2 separate regions of the Homo sapiens genome follow, and region 2 is linked to region 1. The links are chromatin contacts, found by Hi-C or POLR2A ChIA-PET in ENCODE. All regions are on one chromosome and are shown on one strand. The core of a region is the stretch at or near the end of the contact, and the rest is flanking DNA. Distances in the headings are between cores, read along the strand shown.

Region 1 (6,585 bases), core at 2,777-5,276:
GGTTGTGTCTGTATGTGAGTGTGTATGTGTGTGTGAGTGTGGTGTGGTTGTGTCTGTATGTGAGTGTGTATGTGTGTGTGTGTGTGGTGTGGTTGTGTCTGTATGTGAGTGTGTATGTGTGTGTGTGTGTGGTGTGGTTGTGTCTGTATGTGTGTGTGTGGTGTGGTTGTGTCTGTATGTGAGTGTGTATGTGTGTGTGTGAGTGTGGTGTGGTTGTGTCTGTATGTGAGTGTGTATGTGTGTGTGTGAGTGTGGTGTGGTTGTGTCTGTATGTGAGTGTGTATGTGTGTGTGAGTGTGGTGTGGTTGTGTCTGTATGTGAGTGTGTATGTGTGTGTGTGGTGTGGTTGTGTCTGTATGTGAGTGTGTGTGTGTGTGGTGTGGTTGTGTCTGTATGTGAGTGTGTATGTGTGTGTGTGGTGTGGTTGTGTCTGTATGTGAGTGTGTATGTGTGTGTGTGAGTGTGGTGTGGTTGTGTCTGTGAGTGTGTGTGTGTGTGAGTGTGGTGTGGTTGTGTCTGTATGTGAGTATGTGTGTGTGAGTGTGGTGTGGTTGTGTCTGTATGTGAGTGTGTATGTGTGTGTGTGAGTGTGGTGTGGTTGTGTCTGTATGTGAGTGTGTATGTGTGGTGTGGTTGTGTCTGTATGTGAGTGTGTGTGTGTGTGAGTGTGGTGTGGTTGTGTCTGTATGTGAGTGTGTGTGTGTGTGTGTGGTGTGGTTGTGTCTGTATGTGAGTGTGTGTGTGTGTGTGTGAGTGTGGTGTGGTTGGGTGTGTGTGTGTGTGTGGTTAGGGCTTGGGTTCTAGCTTCCCCTCATTAGTTCCATCTCTCCTAAGACCCTCTTTTCCTCACCCCTGGAGGCTGCCCCTTTAGTGCCCTTTACCATCCATTTCTTGAGTTTTTTCCACAGGATCTTGAACTCTAGAAGCCCCAGCTTGCCAGAGCCATCTTTCTGGAAGGTGGTCAAGGACAGCAGAGAAGGAGTGAAGAAGGCATCCCAGGGGATAGGGAAGCAGCGGGGGTTCCTGAGGGGACACACAAGCCCTGGGGTTCCGGTACTGTAGCAGCCAGAAGAACTGGCATCTTCTGCTACCCCAGAGCCTAATCCCCATCAGGGAGGAGGACGTGGCTGGCCCAGGGTGGCCATCTCTGGGCCAGGCTTGTGGGCAGGGGACAGGGCCAAGAGAGCACTGGACAGGAGGATACATCCATGAGGTTGATCATGCAGCGGCAAGCATCCAGGCCAAAGCCCTTGGTCTTGAAGCTTTTGACTGTGAGGAAGGGAAGGGGTAGAAAGGAGAGACAGGGTAAATGAGGTATCGTGGGGGCACTGGGAGTGATCAAGAGGGGCACAAAATATGGGGGAGGGGTCGTGTGCAGCAGGAGTGGAAGACTCACATTTGATGGCCATCCTGTTGAGCAGCCTCTGGAGCTCATACACCCCTATCTCCTTGCCCTAGGAAGGGGAACTGTGAACCCCACTCGGGCCCCTCCAGCCCCTCATCCCCCTCCTGTCAGCCCTCCGCTCGTGGCCTGCTCACCTCTCCTGCCACTATCTTAAACAAATGTAGGAAGTCCTGGTCCATGTCATCCTCAGAGACCTTTTCCTGGGGGCCGGGGAGCAGGAAAGGGACCTGGTCAGAAAACTTCTTTCACAGGCCCAGGAGCTTCCTTCCAACCCCCAGCCCTACAGTCTCCCCTCACCTCTTGGAGTTGCTCAGCATAGTTGACTTCATCCAATTCCCTGGGCAAAATGATTGAAAGCTCAAGAGTTACCAGGGGGAGGGAGGTGGGGGTTTTAGTGGGGTGCTCTGGGGGTCATGTCATGTCTTTGAAGCAATATAGGGCAGCTCCATGGAATATGGGTTCTAGTTCTAGTTCTGGTTCTGCCACTAACTGGGACTTCACCTTCTCATGCCTCAGTTTCCCTGACTGTAAAATAGGGACAAAGTGAGGGAGGACCCGACAGCAGCTCCCTGAGCTTGATATCCTGCAGCTCTTGGGTGGCGGGCCTTGGAGCAGTGAGCTGCAGCCCCTTACCATGACTCGCTGTGCTTCTCGGTGAAGACCCGAAGCAGGAAGTCAGCATCTCTGTGTGGCTCAAAGGTGGAGGGAATAATGATATATTCCCCCGGAGGCAGCCGGAGTTGGCTGCTCACCTCCCGTGAGTTGGTGAAGATCTCTGAGAAGCCGTGGTCCTGATACTTCGTGAAGAATTCCTTCTTCAAGTGGACATCCTGAATGTTCTGAAACTATATGCATCCTGGAAGTGGGTACAGGACTGGCATGGGAGGTTAGGGAGGGAGGGTCCCCCAGGGTGAACAGCCTGGCCGGGCAGGGTTGGAGGTAGGTGCCACCACCAACTGACCTGGCCTGGACACCATCTAAGTGGCCCGCAACTCCAACAGGGTCTCTTCCTTTCCCGACCCCTACCAGCCCTGAAGAGGGCTGGAATCCTAACCCAGTGACCCCCAGAGCCTCTCGCCAAATTCCACCCTTTGCCAATCCACTTGCAGCCAGGGGTGGAGTGGGTATGTGTCCAGGAACAAGCCCCACATCTTTATCTTCTGTACCTCTTTTGGGACCTGGGAAGGGAAGAAAGAGGAGAGTCAGATCTCTAGGGTGGTGAAGGGCCTCAGGCCTTCAGAAGCCAAGTGGGATGTGTATAGTGTGTGTCTGTGTGTGTGTGTTGTTGGAGGGGTATTAAGGGCACTGGGATACTGGTGGTGGAGTGGGGCACGGGCTCTGACAGTTCAAAGGTCCTGGCATTAACAATCCCTCTGCTGCAGAGGTGGGAGGATTGCTTGAGCTGGAGGTCAAGGCTGCAGTGAGTCACGATCATGTCACTGCCCTCCAGCCTGGGCAATAGAGTGAGACCCTGTCTCAAAAAAAAAAAAAAAATTCCTTCAGCTTTGGATAGGAAAGTACAGTTTATGCAAGGTAGATTTTTATCATTCCAGGTTAAGGGAAGGAAACAGAATCCCAAAGATGTGAGGTGATTTGTCCAACCTCAGATGGCTGAAAAGTGAAAGAGTTAGGATAAAAATCTAGGACAGTGTTTTGCTTTTCCGTGGAACACTCATATCCTGCAGGAAGTGAATAGAAGATTACTAAAATTGAGGATCGAGGACAAATAAGTTTGTAAAAATGTGAGTTAAACCAAGTTAAACAGGTTGCTCTATTGCAGAGGTGGCTTATCAGCACCTCAGTGTGCTTGTGTGCACCGGAGAGCTCAGGCTGCAGTAGTCTTTCCTGAGCTTTTTTAACCTTGAAGATGTCTTTGAGACAGGGTCTCACTCTGCGCCCAGGCTGAAGAGCAGTGGTGCGATCATGGCTTGCCGCAGCTTCGACCTCCTGAGCTCAAGTGATCCTCTCACCTCAGCTTCTCGAGTAGCTGGGACCACAGGTGTGTGCCACCATGCCCGGCTAATTTTTTTTTTTTTTTTTTTTTTTAATCGAGACAGGGTCTTGCTGTGTTGCCCAGGCTGGTGTTAAATTCTTTGGGCATCCTCCAAGTGATCCTCCCACCTCGGCCTCTCAAAGTGCTGGGATAATAGGCATGAGCCACCTCCCCCAGCAAAAATGTTATCCTGAGGCACCAGTCTGTTAGCCTGGTGGACTAATGGCCCTAAGAGTAGGGCAAGGCTTGTGTCTGTTTTGCTCACTATTGAACCCCTGGAGACTGGACAGGGGCCTGGCACACAGTAGATGCTCCATAAATACTTGCTTATATAAGGGAATGCAAGTGAATGAACAACATTCTTTTGGAGAATGTGGAGAATTTTGCAAAGCATGGTTTGGCTTGGGAAATGCTTATCAGGGCTTTCTCTTGGCTCCTGGAGTGAGTACTGCTGGTGGGGCAGACAAGGGGGATGGATTGTCGGGCGGGGCGTGTGGAGAAGTCTCAGAGCGCCTGGGAATCAGGACACAGGCTTGGCCTCTGACCCTTGGATGTGTGAGCTTGGGCAAGTGACTTCATGTCTCTGGCCCGCAGGCTCCTTCCGCTTCCTTAAAGGCATTAGTAGTTAGTATTCCTAAGACCTTTGGAACAATGCCTGGCACAAAGGATGAAATCTGTGAAGAGAAAACTGCCGGCTCTGGCTTGAAAGGCACAAAGCACCATTCAAGAGTCAGGGCTCAGCCTGGGCAACATAGTGAGACCCTATCTTACGAAAAATTTTAAAAAACTAGCAGGACAATTGCCTGTAGTCCTAGCTAGTCAGGAGGCTGAGGTGGAAGGATTGCTTGAGCCTGGGAGGTCAGGGCCGCTGTGAGCCGTAATCACGCCACTGCATTCCAACCTGGGCAACAGATTGAGCTCCTGTCTTAAAAAAAAAATCAGGGCTGTGAAGCCTGTTGGAGCCTGTCCCTCTCCCAGGCAGGAAGTGGCCCTGGGGAGAAAGGAGTGAGGCCAGGCAGCCGGGTGTGGTGGCTCACACCTGTAATTCCAACACTTTGGGAGGCCGAGACAGGCAGATTACCTGAGGTCATGAGTTCCAGACCAGCCTAGCCAACATGGTGAAACCCCGTCTCTACTAAAAATACAAAAATTAGCTGGGCATGGTGGTGCACGTCTGTAATCCAGCTACTGGGAAGGCTGAGGCACGAGAATCACTTGAACTGGGGAGGCTGAGGTTGCAGTGAATGGAGATTGTGCCACTGCACTCCAGCCTGGGCAACAGAGTGAGACTCTGTCTCGAAAAAAAAAAAAGAAAGAAAGAAAGAAAGGAGTGAGGTCAGGTGAGGGAGAGTGAGTGGCGGGCGAGACCAGCCAGGCACCCACCGCGTAGAGGACAAAGCCAATGGTCTGCAGCTGGGCTCCCTGCTGCCGTGCATGCCGCCAGTTCTTCTGCATTAGGGCCACCAGGCAGGTGCAGACCACAACATTGCCCTCTGCGTCATCCTCTGGGTCATCCCCCTCAGGAAGAGAGATCTTAAACTGGGGGTTGGTCCAGAACGTGCCTGTGGCGGAAGTGGGTCAGCGTGGTTATACGGGGGCTTCCCTTGGCCACGCCCTTCCCAGGGTGGACCGAGCTTCCCCAGCCACACTGGAGCTGTCTCCTCCACAGGGGCTGTGAAATCTGACTAACCCTTGACCTCATGGACCCTGACTCCGGTGACTCGTGCCCCAGGTCTGGTTTCGTGGTGAGCCGTGGCCCATCCTTCACTCCCTGCACACCCCCTCCCCTCTCACCCCTCACCCACCAGGGTGGTTCCTGCAGCCCCCTGCGGAGCTGCCTCTGCGCCAGCTGCCCTCGTAGAAGGTGGTGTGCCAGTAGCTCTTGTAGTCCCCAGAGAGTGTATCAGGCGTGAGGTTGCAGATCTCCAGGAGCGTGAAGTTGTTCAGGAAATCTTGGTAGGACATCCTGTGGTGGGGTGGGGGTGGAGCCCGTCAGCAGCACACTTGCATCCTCAGTTCCCTCTCCCTGAACCACCCCCCACAACCACCCCAAGCCTCCCCATCCAAGGCACAGAGAGGAGCGGAGCAGGGAGATGAAGGACCAGGGCCTAGGGTGGTGGTAAGAAGCCCACCCCAAGCCACACTGACCAGAACTCCCCGTCCTCCGTCTTGTGCAGCAGCTGCATCTGGATGTCTGAGGCCACCTCTTCCCACTCCCTGGCACTGGAGCAGAGATGGGCGGTGGAAGGAGAGGGGCGGAGGTCATGTGGCACCTCCTTCCTCTCCAGGGGACTGCCTCTTCCCTGAATGTCTGCCTGCTGGGGTGCGGAGCTAGATGGAGAATCTAGAGGGAGGAGCTTTGCCCTGTTGTACAGGTTGTTCTCCTAGATGGGACACCAGTCGGTCCACCTGGCACCGCCTGCTGTATCCTCCGACCACCCCTCACCTGGGTTGGGGACACCTACCTGTCACTCCAAGCTCCATTCCACTCAATCCGGCCCCAGGGATTCCGGACCCGAATCAGTGTTTCCATTTTGCCTCTGTAGTGGACCTGGGTGGGCGGGGGTGGTTAAAGGTCAGAGTTATGGGGTCAGGGAGACGTTCTCCTCCTTCTCAGGGTCCTCAGGGTAGGGCGCATTTCTCAGGACTCACATCCTGAAGGCCAGTCACAGAGTAAGCGTGCCCTCTCACCAGCATCTTGTCAGTCATGGATTCCAGTTCACTATCACTGGTGACCTACAGAACAGAGAGGGAGGGAGAGCATGGAGGGCATGGAGGGCATGGAGGACCTGGACTGGGCACCCAAAGGAAGGGGCGAGCTCTCCAGGTTAATTTTTTTAAACTAAACTTTTAAATTATTATCATTATTTTGAAATAATTGCAGATTCACATGCAATTGTAACAAATAATACAGAGAAATCCCGTGTATCCCATACTCAGGTTCCCCCAGTGGTAACATCTGGCAAAACTACAGTGAAATATCAAAACTAGAACGTTTTAAAAATTATTATTATTATTTATTATTATTTGAGACAGAGCTTTGCTCTTGTTGCTCTTGGAGTGCAGTGGTGAGATCTCGGCTCACTGCAACCTCTGCCTCGCAGGTTCAAGGGATTCTCCTGCCTCAGACTCCCAAGTAGCTGGGATTACAGGCGCCCGCCACCACGCCTGGCTAATTTCTTGTATT
Region 2 (6,585 bases), core at 2,475-4,974, 39 kb before region 1:
GTAGAGACGGGGTTTCACCACGTTGGTCAGGCTGGTCTCGAACTCCTGACCTTGTGATCCGCCCGCCTTGGCCTCCCAAAGCACTGGGATGACAGGCGTGAGCCACCACACCCAGCCCTTACCAAAATAAGTTTTAATGCAATGTCTACAAATCAAGACTCCATGATGCCAAGTGCAGTGGCTCACATCTGTCATCCCAGCACTTTGGGAGGCCAAGGTAGAAGAATCACTTGAGCTTAGGAGTTCAAGACCAGCCTGGTCAACACAGGGAGACTCTGTCTCTTAAAAAAAAAAAAAAAAAAAAATTAGCTGAGCATGTTGACGCATGCCTGTGGTCCTGGCATTTTGGGAGGCTGAGGTGGGAGGATGGCTTGAGTCCATGAGGTCGAGGCTGCAGTAGGCTGTGATCGCACCACTGCCCTCCAGCCTGAACAACAGAGCGAGACTCGGTTTTTGTTTTTTTTTAAAGACTCCATGATGAATAAAACATCAAGATTTTTTAAGTAAAGACAGGTGTGTTCACAGTGTGGGTACTGGCTCGGGGTTCGAGAAGACTAAATTCTTTGTTCAGTTAGGTCTGGGCTGGTCTTCTAGGCTAATTTTCCAGACCTCTTCCCCCTACCCTATGTTCCTGGGACATCTGTAAGTGGCTGGGGAGTTTGGGGAGGCAGTCATCTAATAATGGCCTTCGAAGGCCCAGAAAAGTGGCCCCGCATCCAGAAACCAAAGATTCTGACTCCCCTGAGACACTGTAGCCCAGCGGGTCCCCCTACTGGCCCCCTGTCCCGCCCGGCAGCGTGAGAACGGCGCAGACCTCGCCCCCACCCCACCCCGCCCCGCCAGGCCCCCCGGCCCCGCCCCGCGCACCTGCTGAGACTTTGGAGTGAGCATCCGGACTTGGTGGGGGACGGAAATTCCCAGGCCTGCGGGCCCCTAGTTCTCTCCCTCCTCATCTCGGGGCTGGGGCCATAGCCACAGCTGGAGAGCGCAGCCCGCGCCGGGCCTGACCGGTGTGGGCCGCCGGGCGGAAGAGAGGCTGCAACAGGCGACCCCAGCGCCCGCCCAGAGCTCCGCAGCCAGCTGCGTCCAGTCCTCGCGGCTCAGGGGCGGGGAGACCAGAGCCGACTCAGTGGGAGGGGCCCTTCGGGCCTGGGACTGGCGGCCGGCGCCTTTGGGCACCCGAGGCTCCGGAAAGGGACGGGGTTAGGGGCCCAAGGGCTCGGACCCCCTTCTCTCTGCCCCTCCCCCTGGGTCGCCTCCCTGAGACCTGGGAGCACGTGCACTGGCTTTGAAGACTCCCGAAGGAAACCGATGGGGTAGTGAGCAGGGACGGCGTGTGGCAGGCAGAAAGCCCCGCAGGGCTGGGGGTGGGGCGGATAGCTTGGGGCTCACTTCTTTCCCAACCAAGCCTTCTGACGGGTGTGGGGAGGGGACTGGAATCCCAATTGGATCCTGTACTCCTCACTGTCCTCGTCTGAACCTAGATAGAGCCCAAGAGTCACCCAGAGAGAGAGGATTATTGCCTGGGAACAATAAGCAAATTATCCGGAGGCTGGGATGCAAATGTGTCTAACTCTTTTTTTTTTTTTTTTTAAGACGGAGTTTCGCTCTTGTTGTCCAGGCTGGAGAGCAATGGCGCGATCTCGGCTCACTGCAACCTCCGCCTCCCGGATTCAAGCGATTCTCCTGCCTCAGCCTCCGTAGGAGCTGGGATTACAGGCATACGCCACCACGCCCGGCTAATTTTGTATTTTTAGTAGAGACGGGGTTTCTCCATGTTGGTCAGGCTGGTCTCCCGACCTCAGGTGATCCTCCTGCCTCTGCCTCCCAAAGTGCTGAGATTACAGGCGTGAGCCACCGCGCCCTGCCCAGACTGCACTTTCTAACTGTGTTTCCTTAAGCATGTTGACTCTTCTGAGGCTCTTATTTGACCCCTGAGGGGCCTCCCACTAGGGAGGAGGAAATGATGAAGTCAGTTCTTAAGGCAACTCACCCAACCCTAGTCTCTTCTAGGGTGGGATGACCCTCAAGGGGATGCATTTCTGCACTGCCTCCCTGGGTGGCCTCCCACCCAGTCTCTTAGCAAACGTATCACCCCTCTTCCCACCACCACTAGCTGAGAAGTCCTCAAACTCGCTGGAGGATATTTTCCTCCCTACTGTGAGCTAGCCAGGCAAACTTCCTCCTAGATGGACTCAAGCCATTTCTGGGTCACAGTGTGACATACTGACCGAAACTTAGCAGGGGGAAACAACTTCCAGGCTGTGAGGACTGAAACCACGATGGAATAGGTAGCAAAATAAACCCTTGTACAATTGTCCATCTCTCCTCTCCCCCACCCCCACCAACTGCCAGGCCAGGTTAAACTGTTTTGCAGAGCAGCAGTCTGGGTGATTAGACTTTCAAAGCCATGGAAAGAATTCAAATCAAATATTTATTGAGCACTTGCTGAGTGCTGGGCTTTGCAGGCAGGTCTGCCTCCATAAGCAACTCAGATATTATTTTAAGGTAGGTCCTGAGTCTGGAAGACAGTCTGGATTCAAATCTTGCCTCTCTGCTAAATTGTCACTTGTCCCTCAGTTAAGCACTGGGAACCTTGATGTTCCCATTTGCAGGGAGGGCAGGGGTGGGTGGGTGTTAGTTCCCCTCCCGCCTGAGGCCAGAGGTGATTAGGAGTGGTCTTTGGGAGGAACTGCTGGAGGACAGAGGGGCAATAATCAGTTTTGTGCTAGATGCAAGGCATTCTTCCAGAAAGACATTTCTGTTGGGAGTGGAGAGGCATGTCTGTGGCAGATCCCTCTCATGCACAACCCTCACTATATCTTCTGTCCACTGGGCAGGCTTCGGTCAGTGCTGGTGCCAGGATTATCCTACTCCAAAAGAAAGCATTTTGTGGATACAGCTGCTGCCAGGACTTGTGGCCTCACTTTTGGGGGCCTAACCTCTCCCTCCTCTCCAGGCGGTCCACTCTTGAGGCCTCCCCAGCGTCTGGCGAGTGTCGCTGGCTGAGAATGAACAGCAGACAGCCCAGCAAAGCCTCTCGCATGTCCTGGGAGCCCAGGCGGCGGGCCAATCGGCGCAGCAGGGGCAGGAGGTATTGGCGGGCCAGGCGGGCAGCAGGCAGCAGCAGGCAGGACAGCAGCAATCGAAGCAGCAGCGGGAGCAGTGGCGTGGGCATGGCAGGGCCAGTGAGTCAGTGCCTGGGAAGACAACACAGACTTTAGGCTTGCATGTCCTGGTTCTGCCTCACCTGGCAAGGACATGGGGTGGGCAGGAGTTCCCCCTCCCTTCAGTTTACACCTTCCTGCTCCTGACCTCAATTTGTAGGTCATTTTTGCTTTCATGAAGCCCTTTCTCTTGGCAAGGCAGCTGAGGCAGGAAGGTTCTCACCATAGCACAGATGGGGAGACTGAACCAAGGCAAGAGTAAACCAAGACCTACAGCTTGCCGTTCCCAGCTCCAGGCATTCCTACTGCTCCCTGGCCCCTCCCTTCCTCTAGTCACCCCCTCCTCTTGCACAGCCTCAATGCCCCTGGAGTTCCCTAACCCTTCTCCCTCAGTCTAGCAGGAGTTCTTCTCCAGGCAATTCTCAATTTTTCTTTTGGGGCTCCTGATCCACCCTGACCTGACACTCCCTGACCTCTCAGTCCCCTACCCCCACCAATCCACGGCAGCTCTCACCGGGCAGAACTGCTGCTCAGAATCAGTCTCTGGCTGGATTTGCCTGGAGTGGAGATAGCCCCACTGGATTCAGCACAGGGGTAGCCCCGCCCTGCTCTGCCCCACCAATTACAGTCCGCCTGGGTTGGGGAACAATGAAGAAACAGCTGTGTTCTGGCACCTGGTATATTGAGGGGAGCGGGCAGCTGGGCTGGCCCCCACTTCCCAGTCTAGGGGGAGGAGAGGGAAGGGAACATATGCAGGATTTCCCTCGAGTTGGAACCCAGACTGCACTTTCTCTTTTCTTTCTCTTCTTCTTTTTTTTTTTTTTTTTTTTGAGACAGAGTTTTGCTCTTTTTGCCCAGGCTAGAGTGCAATGGCAGGATCTCGGCTCATTGCAACCTCTGCCTCCTGGGTTCAAGCGATTCTCCTACCTCAGCCTCCCAAGTAGCTGGGATTATAGGAGTGTGCCATCATGCCAGGCTAATTTTTTTGTATTTGTAGTAGAGACAGGGTTTCACCATGTTGGTCAGGCTGGTCTCAAACTCCTGAGCTCAAGTGATCCACCCGCCTCGACCTCTCAAAGTGCTGAGATTATAGGCCTGAGCCACCGTGCCCAGCCCAGACTGCACTTTCTAATTGTGTTTCCTTAAGAACGTTGACTCTTCTGGGCTCCAGTCCTCTCCGCTGTAGCCTCAGTAAGTGGGAGTAACTGGAAGGAGTAACTGGAACAGGACAATATATGAGACCCACTTGCCTAAACCTCAGAAGCAGTGAGTCTGCAGACTGCACACACACCTGAGCACCAGGCATGCTCAGTGGCTGGGACAGGGAGACTAGGACCCAAGCAGGCCCCTGTGGGCCCTCTCCTGGGGGAAGAAAAGTAGAGGCACAGTCTATCTCCTAGCTGGGCACAGCTGGACACAGCTGGGTGGCATTCCCCCTTGGATGCTTACTTCAAGACCCTCTCCTCCACCTGCTTTCCTCCCTCAGATTAAATGAAATTCTATGAGATAGCTGGGTATATCTCTTTGGGTTTATAGCCTGGGTTTTATGTTGTTTTTAATTTTTATTTATTTATTATTATTATTATTTGAGACGGAGTCTCACTCTGTCACCCAGGCTGGAGTGCAGTGGCATGATCTTGGCTCACTGCAACCTCTGCCTCCCAGGTTCAAGCGATTCTCCTGCCTCAGCCTCCTGAATAGCTGGGATTACAGGCACCCGCCACGATGCCCGGCTAATTTTTGTATTTTTAGTAGAGGTGGGGTTTCACCATGTTGGCCAGGCTGGTCTCGAACTCCTGACCTCAGGTGCTCCACCCGTCTTGGCCTCCCAAAGTGTTGGGATTACAGGCGTGAGCCACAACGCCCAGCCTGTTTTTTATTTTTATTTATTTTATTTATATTATTTTTTTGAGGCAAGGTCTCACTCTGTCACCCAGGCTGGAGTGCCATGGCATGATCATGTCTCACTGCAGCCTCAACCTCACAGGATCAAGTGATCCACCTTAGTCTCCCGAGTTGCTGGGACCACAGGCAGGCGCCACCACACCCGGTTACTTTTTAAAATTTATTTTGTAGAGACAGGGGTCTCACTGTGTTGCCCAAGCTGGTCTCTAACTCCTGGGCTCAAGAGATCCTCCCACCTTTGCCTCCCAAAGTGTTGGGATTACAGGCGTGAGCCACTGCACTCAACCTATTTGGTTTTATAAATACTTCATTCTTCTACTTCATAAAATAAGTATAATTCCTGCCTTGCTGGATCAGATGAGATACTGTCCATGAAGTGTTTTGTAAACCTCAAGGCCTTGGGAATATGAGCATTTGTCATCATCCCCACCAGCCGCCACTAGCATCATCATCTCCATCAGCATGTAAGACCCTAAAGAAAGAAAACTTACCAGGTCAAAAAGGCCTGTCCCACTTCTACCTAAAGGAAGCAGAAGAGAGGAGCTAGAGAGTATAGACTCACAGGCAGAGTCTTCCTCTCCTTCCAGTTGCTTCCGGAGAAGGTATGATGACCATGTGCTATTGTAGGGTTGTGGGTGACAGGTGCATTGGGTACACACATATGCCAAGCTTCTGAGTTCAGGATCTCGCTCAGTTCTCACCACTAGCCAGACATGGTGGCTCATACCTGTAATCCCAGCATTTTGGGAGGCTAAGGTGAGTGGATCATTTGAGGTCAGGAGTTCAAGACCAGCCTGGCCAACACGGTGAAACCCCATCTCTACTAAAAATACAAAAATTAACCAGGGGTGCTGGCATGCGCCTATAGTCCCAGCTACTCAGGAGACTGAGGCAGAAGAATTGCTTGAACCCGGGAGACAGAGGTGGCCGTGAGCCGAGATCATGCCACTGCACTCTAGTCTGGGCAACGGAGTGAGACTCCATCTCAAAAAGCAAACAAACAAAATTCTCACCACCACCCTGCAGGGGAGCAATTATTATAACCATTGTACAAACGAAGAAACTGGGGATCAGGATGGTTAAGCAACTCACCTAAAGCCTCACAGCGGATAAACATCCTGATCTTCCTCTACACCTGCTCCTTCTCCTTCCCTAGGCTTTCCCATCTCTAAGTGGCAATTTATATCTTTCTAGTTACCCTGGCCAAAATCTTAGAAGTTATTCTTGACTCCTCTCTTCCTATTATAGATCACTACCCACATTAGCCAATCCTGGTGGCTCTACTTTCAAAATCTTCAGAATCTCACCACTTGTCAGATACTAGTATGATTTCCCTCATCGGAACATCCATCATCTCTTGCCAGAATCATTGAAGTATCCACCTAACTGATGTTCCTGTTTCTCTTTTCCACACAGTGGCCTGAATGATGCTTATAAAACATGAGCTGAATCTGATCCTTTCCCTGCTCAAATTATCCAATGGCTCACATCTCACTCAGAGTTAAAGCCAAAG

The links. Hi-C counts contacts between places; a loop is a spot of excess contacts on that map. ChIA-PET counts read pairs that join two places held with the same protein, here RNA polymerase II (POLR2A). Pooled maps may share reads with other maps.
Region 2: a loop to region 1 is called in a map of heart left ventricle, with 4 times the contacts of the local background. The contact joins the promoter of MYMX here to the enhancer-like site in region 1. A Hi-C loop is called at or near these places in 39 of 168 maps with a recorded cell type or tissue (B cell, CD8-positive, alpha-beta T cell, Caco-2 and 29 more), 32 of 37 single-sample maps with no recorded cell type and 31 of 50 pooled maps. POLR2A ChIA-PET finds 5 or more read pairs at or near these places in 19 of 52 experiments (GM10248, GM12878, H1 and 14 more).

Annotation. Positions count from the first base shown.
Region 1 is chr6:44,175,617-44,182,201 of GRCh38, reverse strand. CAPN11 (calpain 11) reads right to left here. Exons shown (of 23, transcript NM_007058.4): 8 at 6,051-6,134; 9 at 5,864-5,949; 10 at 5,547-5,621; 11 at 5,204-5,364; 12 at 4,782-4,960; 13 at 2,572-2,583; 14 at 2,039-2,250; 15 at 1,703-1,742; 16 at 1,540-1,605; 17 at 1,397-1,454; 18 at 1,205-1,269; 19 at 882-950. Among named protein-coding and RNA genes, the nearest start is that of CAPN11, 20 kb to the right of the region's middle. RefSeq lists an enhancer at 4,847-5,549. Within about 2 kb of position 4,026, at least 9 of the 41 ENCODE cell types and tissues checked have a DNase peak (open chromatin) inside an H3K27ac peak, as active enhancers do; they include Panc1, ascending aorta, endothelial cell of umbilical vein and 2 more, where a contact is called at or near this core.
Region 2 is chr6:44,214,065-44,220,649 of GRCh38, reverse strand. It overlaps MYMX (myomixer, myoblast fusion factor), which reads right to left and starts at 3,724. Exons shown (of 2, transcript NM_001315494.2): 1 at 3,682-3,724; 2 at 2,416-3,200. The coding sequence starts at 3,178. The coding sequence ends at 2,924. It also overlaps a transcript of SLC29A1 not described here. RefSeq lists silencers at 737-836, 1,067-1,296, 1,184-1,478 and enhancers at 2,467-3,352, 3,353-4,238.